2 separate regions of the Homo sapiens genome follow, and region 2 is linked to region 1. Evidence: chromatin loops called from intact Hi-C (ENCODE). Cell type or tissue: Caco-2. All regions are shown on one strand. Each heading gives the region's core, and the rest is flanking DNA. Links, peaks and the distances in the headings are about the cores only.

Region 1 (4,414 bases), core at 75-4,074:
AAAACAAATTTTGCATATGATAAACATATAGATGTTCTTTGAATTACAATGGAGTTACATCCTGATAAATCCATTATAAGTTGAAAATATTGTAAGACAAAAGTGCCTTTAATACTCCTAACCTTCCAAACATCATAGCTTACCCTAGCCCAGATGGAAAGTGCCCAGGACACTTACATTAGCCTACAGTTGGACAAAATCATCTATCACAAAGCCTACTTTATAATAAAGTATTGAATATCTAGTGTAATTTATTGAATACTGTACTGAAAATAAAGCCAGAATGGTTGTATGGGTACTCTAAGTACAATTTCTACAAAATGAGTGTTGCTTTTGCTCTATTGTAATGTCAAAAAATCAAAAGTCAAACCTTTGTAAGTCAGGGACTGTATAACATTTTTATTTGTCCAGAGAAAACAAATTATTTTAAAATATTTTTATTTTAAAATATTAATTTCCAATGTTTATTGCTACTGTATAGAGATAGTATTGATTTTTTACACTGACTTCTTTTTTTTTATTATACTTTAAGTTTTAGGGTACATGTGCACATTGTGCAGGTTAGTTACATATGTATACATGTGCCATGCTGGTGCGCTGCACCCACTAACTCGTCATCCAGCATTAGGTATATCTCCCAATGCTATCCCTCCCCCCTCCCCCCACCCCACCACAGTCCCCAGAGTGTGATATTCCCCTTCCTGTGTCCATGTGATCTCATTGTTCAATTCCCACCTATGAGTGAGAATATGCCGCGTTTGGTTTTTTGTTCTTGCGATAGTTTACTGAGAATAATGATTTCCAATTTCATCCATGTCCCTACAAAGGACATGAACTCATCCTTTTTTATGGCTGCATAGTATTCCATGGTGTATATGTGCCACATTTTCTTAATCCAGTCTATCATTGTTGGACATTTGGGTTGGTTCCAAGTCTTTGCTATTGTGAATAATGCCGCAATAAACATACGTGTGCATGTGTCTTTACAGCAGCATGATTTATAGACATTTGGGTATATACCCAGTAATGGGATGGCTGGTTCTTCTTAATTATGACTTTTCTAAACATATTCATTTTTGCGCTGCATAGATAGCCACTCGTTTGCCTGTGTGAAGAACCAATTCTGGCCACAAACATTAAGAGAAACACTGAAGCGCAACACTGAAATGGAGGCCCTGTTTTTAGTGGCTTCCATTGATTGTGCCAGCCCACTATTGACCTTTTTCACTTTTGGAAAAATTTGATTTACTTTCTATTTTGATTAGACATGGAGGCCTCAAGGTCCATCATGACACCAGTATACCATCTAGTCATAGGTATACCATCTAGGTCTTTCATGATTAAGCCCCAGTGAACCTCATATGTGACTAGAATTATGATATTTTTCATATAACTGTCAGCTTACAAGGCAAACAGAAATGAACTACAAAAAGTGGTAGGCCCCCAAACAGCAAAATGAATGTACTTGTTCATACAAAATTAATGTACTATACATCTTTGCAGTCAGATTCAAACCCTAAGATGTAACACTGTTTGGAGAAGGGGGGATATCTTTATATATAACAGATAACAAGCTATAAAATTTCCACTCACCATTAGAAAAAAATGTGTTTATATATAAACTTATGTGTATGGATGGCCTTCAGTGAAATCTAAATAATACAAATCTTGGACACCAAGTATCTAGACGTGTTATAAGATTTGTTGAGTGTGGGAGAAAGTGAGAGTGTTTTAAGTGTGTATGTTTTATATTTTTAATCCCAAACATAAAGTTCCTTTTTTACCCCAAGAGAAGCCTAGGAATAATAGCCAGACATCTGGGCTTTCCTTTTAGTCATACAATACATGCAGCTAGGTCTGGGTTAATTTTCGTATAGCATGGAATGAATACCACCACACATTCTCAAGTTCCCTTGAGTTCAAAGTCCATGTAAACACCAGCTATGTAAACAGGAGGCTCAGTCACAATGGCATTTGTGGACTCATGTCCTCAGAGGGTCAGTGTTAGCAAAACTATAATTTTAGCTTGTAAAGACCCAAGCCCCCAATTTTGTAATACTTCATAATTTTACCAAAATTTCTCAAATAAAGGAGGAAATAAAAGAAAGAAGAGAGTTTTCTCCTTCATTCCTAGGTTTCAAAGCATGTTTTTAGTGTCATCCAAAAATCTTGGAAGATTCCATAGAGGCCACAGGCTACTGTCCCAGAAAACAACTAGGGAAATTCTGCTGTGGAAATTCATTGCTCCTGAGAAGAAACTTGCTTTTAATTTGTAAATACTTTGCAACACTGGGCCCATTGCTCAAGATACCCTTTACAATCATATTTTCTCAGTGGTTTGTTTCTGGACAGAACTCCACCTTGTCTCCTTTACTTCCTTTGCGATAAGATTGCCAAGTAATTGCAACATTCTACAGTCTCAGTAGCCTGTTATTTGTAATTGGAATTAGACAGGCTTGATTCATATTAACTGTTCAATAAAGGTTGGGTGAATTAAATTGCGTTAGGAAATAGAAACAAATATTACCAGGAAAGTGTTTAGTCCTATATGACTTTGGTTAAGATTATCATTTTAGACCATTTTTAATCTTACAAGTAATATGGGGCATCTGAAACAGTCTTCTAGCATTCTTTTCATTTTCAAAATTGCATTTTTATTAAGTATTGGTAAATTATAAAATTTAAGTTAAAATATATAGATTTTATTTAGATGAAATACAAATATATTGAAATGCATCTTAAATTCTGACCAATTGTTTTGATTTAGATGCTGTATAAATGTAGCTTGTAATTTTATGTTTGCTCCTTTTCCTCTATATGATGCAAAAGTTAGTAGTTAAAATTAGGATCATATTACAACCATTTGTTTATTCTACATACCCAAATATTTTGTTATACATTTTACTATATTATGGAATTCACTAGTTATGCTGAGGTTACATATATGAAGCCATATTTAAAGATTTTTTTAAAAAAGAATAAAATAAAATATGATCATAGAAAACTCAATGTATAATTGGAAACTTACTAAAATGAAAAGATAAAGCTAAAATATTTGCCCCCTTATGAAGCCACATAACTCACTAAGTATATTTGTTTTAATTTGCCTACATAACTAGAATATTGTGTAAGTCTTTAAGGCCACTCCTTTTATTCTGGTGAAGTTATTTTCTTGGTAAAGAATGTCCCCATAGAATTCTATTTTTAGATTTGTTTACCTCAATGTTTTCCAGAACATATTCAATGTGGGATAATAGACATTTAAAAATTTTTAAACTGAGTCTTTAGTAAAATTAATTTTGGAAACACTGAATTAAACAAAATGGACAGATTATGGCAGGAATGCTCAGAGACTTTAATATACTAGTATACACTATATATATCAAACACGGGGTAACTAGAAAGCGGTAATTTTCAGACTTACTTGGCCATGAATGCCTTTTGGTAGAGAAATATACCCTGTGAATAATGCTACATAGACCTAATTTTTTTTGATGTGCATAATTTTAAGTGGTTAGGAAATCTCACTAGTTAAAAATATATTGTTTTTCATCCATAGTACGCATTTATTTGTACGATATACATTATGTTCAGTCAATTAGGCTTCTTAGCATCAGTGAAAATTAAAATATATTTCTTCCTTTTGAAAAAAATGAATGTTTTTGGGTAAACTGAAAATCTTCAGTATTTGTTTACTATTTTGAAAATAACTAGTTATATGCCTGTATAAAACTTCTGTTTCTTTATGATCTACTAAAATTATGATCTCCTAAAATTATATCATTTCATAAATTTTGTTCCGGCTTTTAGATCTACAATTCTGGGACTTAAATAATTTATGTCTAATAAATTTTTATCTAAACCCAGTTCTGAGTCTGTTTTTAAAGGTTGCTTTGACTATAGTCATGACATGTTTCTGTATGTATGACTTTGTGCATATGAACAACAACAAATTTCATTTTACCATGTAATACTTAATACTGAGTGTCAACTTGATTGGATTGAAGGATATAAAGTATTGATCCTTGGTGTGTCTGTGAAGATGTTGCCAAAGAAGATTAACATTTGAGTCAGTGGGCTGGGAAAGGCAGACCCACCTTAATCTGGGTGGACACAATCTAATCAGCTGCCAGCGTGGCTAGAATATAAGCAGGCAGAAAAACATGAAAAGATAGACTGGCCTAGCCTCCCAGCCTACATCTTTCTGCCATGCTGGATGCTTCCTGCCCTCGAACATTGGACTCCAAGTTATTCAGTTTTGGAACTCGGGCTGGCTATCCTTGGTCCTCAGCCTGCAGATGGCCAATTGTTGGACCTAGTGATCATGTCAGTTAATATTTAACATATACATACATATATATATATATATATATATATATATATATATATATATATATATATATTTCATTGGTTT
Region 2 (4,414 bases), core at 415-4,414, 76 kb before region 1:
GCAGGAGAATTGTTTGAACCCGGGAGGCAGAGGTTGCAGTGAGCCAAGATCGCGCTACTGCACTCCAGCCTCACGACAGAGCGAGACTCTGTGTCAAAAAATTAAATAAATTTTAAAAAAGTGCTGGTAAGGATATGTATGTGGACAGGAAAGTTGTTCAGATTTACCTGAAAGGCTCAAACTAAAGACATGTTTCCAATAAAAGCAAGAATTGGTATAACAGCCTAACTGGATTATCTCTTCCCCCATTTTCCCACTGAATAGAGCTTTCATGAACCTCTTTTACTAATGAAATTTTGTTATGGTCATGTGTTTGGGGGATAGGAAAAAAGGGTGAGAACTAGTGTTTGACTTCCTGTGCACTATTAACTCCGGCTTGATTTAGCCAGAATAAAAGAAATCTGAACTCAACTAAGAACGTGTTTGCTATGTTTCAATCTTTCGAAACAACCTAAGTAAATATTTCTGAAGCTTGAAAGTCTTATGACTATTTCCTAACGTGTACTTTATTTTGTTTAGTCTCCTTAGACAAGCCAAAATTACTGATATTTGTATTACTAAAAGCCCTTTCTTGAGGTTTAGCAAGTTGCTTTTCATTGTTTTTCTCTGATCCAAAGCATGGCGAGGCAGGTCTCGTAGACAATTATGCTAGTGAAATAATGGGAAAATTTTCTGAAAATGACTTGTAATTAAACATGGTAGGAATTACAGAAGCACTTGGATTAGACAACTCAATGGCTGAGAAGTAAAGCTTTGGGAAAAACTGATTTTATGTTTGAAACTATTAACAGTACATCTTATTAAAAAATTTCTTTTATAAATCTGGAAAAGTTTATATCTTCTAACACATTTGTGCTTCTAATAAAAGCTGTTCATTTCTCAAATAAGAATTCTAATAATTTTGAGATAACTTAAACCGGATATACTGGGGAGAAAAATATTTGCAAAAGTTACTTTATAGAATTTCAGAGAAAAAAAGAAGCCATTCTGACAGACTTAGAAATTATCTTAACGATTACTAAATAAGCACATCCTGCTTCAAAACTCTATCTCTTAACTGAGATTTATTGGGATAACACTTCTAAGTCAACACTGTCTATTAAGGAATACATTTTTAAATATTGACGCCAGATGTCATGAAGCTGTAGGAAGCCTTCAGTATGTGTTTGGGAAATTAATTAATGAGTGCATGGGTATAATATCCATTTCACCTGAGGCAATAATAAAGGTCCAGGAATTTTATTTTCTTATTGGCATCTCTTCTGATATAACTTGTCTTTGCCACTTGGTGAAATTATTTATATTCTTTATAAATTAGTCACCCTATTTTCAAATAAAGTTGATACTCTTAATCATTTGAGTCAGAGTTTAACATAGGAAAGATTTAACATAAAAAGATAAACAAAAAGATGTTCTTTTGAGATGCAGTCTTTGTCGCCTAGGCTGGAGTGCGGTGGCGCGATGTAGGCTCACTACAACCTCCACCTCCCAGGTTCAAGCAATTCTCTGCCTCAGCCTCCTGAGTAGCTGGGATTACAGGCACCCGCCACCACGCCCAGCTAATTTTTGTTGTATTTTTAGTACAGACAGGGTTTCAACATCTTGGCCAAGCTTGTCTTGAACTCCTGACCTTGTGATCTGCCAGCCTTGTACTTCCAAAGTGCTGGGATTACAGGCGTGAGCCACCGCGCCCGGCAACAAAAAGATTTAACATAGACGTAATTACGTGAAATAAAAAACACTGAAGATATCTTACATTCGGAATCAGAAGTATTTAAAATTATTGGCATATTCATGTTGAATTCAAATTATATTTTACTTGTAAATATTTTCAAGAGATTTTTCAGAAAGGATACCTGAAACATAGTAATATTTCAGAGCATTTTCTAATATTTAGAAATAACAAAAAATGCTGTTATTATTTGCCATGGTTTTTAGAAATCCAATGAACATACTAGTTATTGATATTAATCTGTGCTATACAATTTTCTACTGTTGTTAGTAAATAGCAATCCAAGGACCAGACACTGTTTTACTTTCAGAAGTTACACAATGCGGAAAATCAAATAACTGAAAGAGATCATTATCTTAGAGGTTTTCCTTGAGATGTTTTTCTTAAAGGAAGGTACTAGACATTATGAACTATGGTTTCTGGTATATTAAGGATAACAAAAGACATGCAAGATTCTGGATATGGTGATAATTGCTAAGCTTCTTACAACAACTTTTTAGATAAGCTAGAACCAAACAAAATATTCTTATCGTTTGTGGTAAAATGATGCCTGGCACCACCATCTGTTAATAGTACTACAGTAAACAAAGATGTTTGCCTGAGTACAAAAAAGAGGAGCCATGATTTAGTTAGAAAGATAGCACCACCACTCATGGAAAGCATATGGTAACTGTGGAGAAATATTTATCTCCAAAATAAACAGATTGGAGCAAGAGAACAAAAGAATGCTTTTAGAAAAAGGCCAGTAACCTGGTAGCAAGGAGGATAATGCTTTATTAAGCACAAGAAGATTGAAGTGTTTGTTAATCTAAAACAAACATTAATTAATGTTGTATGGACAGAAATGAACTCTGTGAAAAAGTTAACTACCACTTACATATATATTTACTCTGTTCCAAATACTGTTTTAAATGTTTTACATTTAAGCCTTACCCTAGTTCTATGATACCTCCCCCATGCGTCTTTGCCTGCACGAAGTTAGTTGCCCACGACCACAACCCACATCTCTTTGCTGGCACATGTGTGCAGAGGCTGACCTTGCCTTCCCTTCCCCGCCAATATGCATGTGCACCTGCACCACCATTGTGTCAGAGCCTTGGCAGGCATGAGCCCACTGACCCCCATCCCCACGAACCTCGTCCCCATCCTATAATTATCCCCACTTTATAGGGGAGGAAATTGAGGTACAAACAAGATTAGTATCTTGCTCAGCGTTCCATAGCTAACAAATGATAGAGCTGGGAGCTGAATGCCTGCAGACTGATTCTGGAATTCATACATGTAAACACTGTGAGATACTGAGGTTCGAAAGGAATCGAAGCAAGGTTAAGGTCCAAAGAGAGCGTGCAATCTCAGTGATATTTGGCATGCTAAATTGTTTGGACTTGAGACATTTTACATTTGCTGGTCAAGCCAGGCCCCATTTGAATTTCCTTACTGCGTAGGACCACTGACACTGTAAAATTAATACTAGTTACCTTATTATTAAAAAACTTGGAATTCTACATTGAAAAATGTTTAGACTCCATGTCTTCAATATTTAAAAAAAAGACTCGAATAAATTCCAGTCATACTTCTTACCCAGAAAGACTGACAACCTTTAGCAACCAAAACTGGAGTCCACCCAGAATTCATAAGATTATCATTTTGGAGAAAATGCAAATTTTCTACTATTTCATCCCACTCCTTTTGACAAAACGCAGTTTCCATTCTTTAAAGTAATTATCTTTGTCAATATTGCTTACAAAAGGAATGTGGAAATTAATAGAAATGACAGACCACATTGTTCACATAAGTGAAGTGACTGTGGTGTCACAGAAAATGGCTATTTTTTTCCAGCCTATATTTACATTTATTATATTTTAAGTTCTGGGATACATGTGCAGAACGTGTAGGATTGTTACATAGTTATACATGTGCCATGGTGGTTTGCTGCACCCATCAACCCGTCATTTACATTAGGTATTTCTCCTAATGCTATCCCTTCCCTAACTCCCCAACCCCCGACAGACCTCAGTGTGTGATGTTCCCCTCCCTGTGTCCATGTGTTCTCATTGTTCAACTCTCACTTATGAGTGAGAACATGAGGTGTTTGGTTTTCTGTTCCTGTGTTAGTTTGCTGAGAATGATGGTTTCCAGCTTCATCCATGTACCTGAAAAGGATATGAACTTATCTTTTTTATGGCTGTATAGTATTCCATGGTGTATATGTGCCACATTTTCTTAATCCAGTCTATCATTGATGGACATTTGGGTTATTCCAAGTCTTTGTTCTTGAGAATAGTGCTGCAATAAACATAAGTGTGCATGTGTCTTTAAAGTAGAATGATTTATAATGGGAAAAATTTTTGCAATTTATCCATCTGACAAAGGGCTAATATCCAGAATCTACAAGGAACTTAAACAAATTTATAAGAAAATAACAACCCCATCAAAAAGTGGGTGAAGGATATGAACAGACACTTCTCAAAAGAAGACATTTATGCAGCCAACAAACATATGAAGAAAAGCTCATCACCACTGGTCACTAGAGAAATGCAAATCAAAACCACAATGAGATACCATCTCATGCCAGTTAGAATGGCAATCCTTAAAAAGTCAGGAAACAACTGATGCTGGAGAGGAGAGGATGTGGAGAAATAGGAACACTTTTACATTGTTGGTGGGAGTGTAAATTAGTTC

What was found. Hi-C counts contacts between places; a loop is a spot of excess contacts. Peaks named below come from ENCODE experiments on the same cell type or tissue, not always from the same donor. Only the 100,000 strongest peaks of a DNase experiment are listed, where the experiment ranks them.
Region 2: it touches region 1 in a loop (5-fold over the local background); 2 of 110 quality-filtered maps call a loop at or near these places.

What each region holds. Positions count from the first base shown.
Region 1 is chr6:74,532,764-74,537,177 of GRCh38, forward strand. The region is part of intron 2 of LOC101928516 (a long non-coding RNA gene); the gene reads left to right. Among named protein-coding and RNA genes, the nearest start is that of SNORD156, 590 kb to the right of the region's middle. In Caco-2, for the core only: no CTCF peak of the experiment used is centred there; a DNase peak (open chromatin) is centred at 1,958.
Region 2 is chr6:74,456,453-74,460,866 of GRCh38, forward strand. The region is part of intron 2 of LOC101928516 (a long non-coding RNA gene); the gene reads left to right. Among named protein-coding and RNA genes, the nearest start is that of SNORD156, 670 kb to the right of the region's middle. In Caco-2, for the core only: no CTCF peak of the experiment used is centred there; no DNase peak of the experiment used is centred there.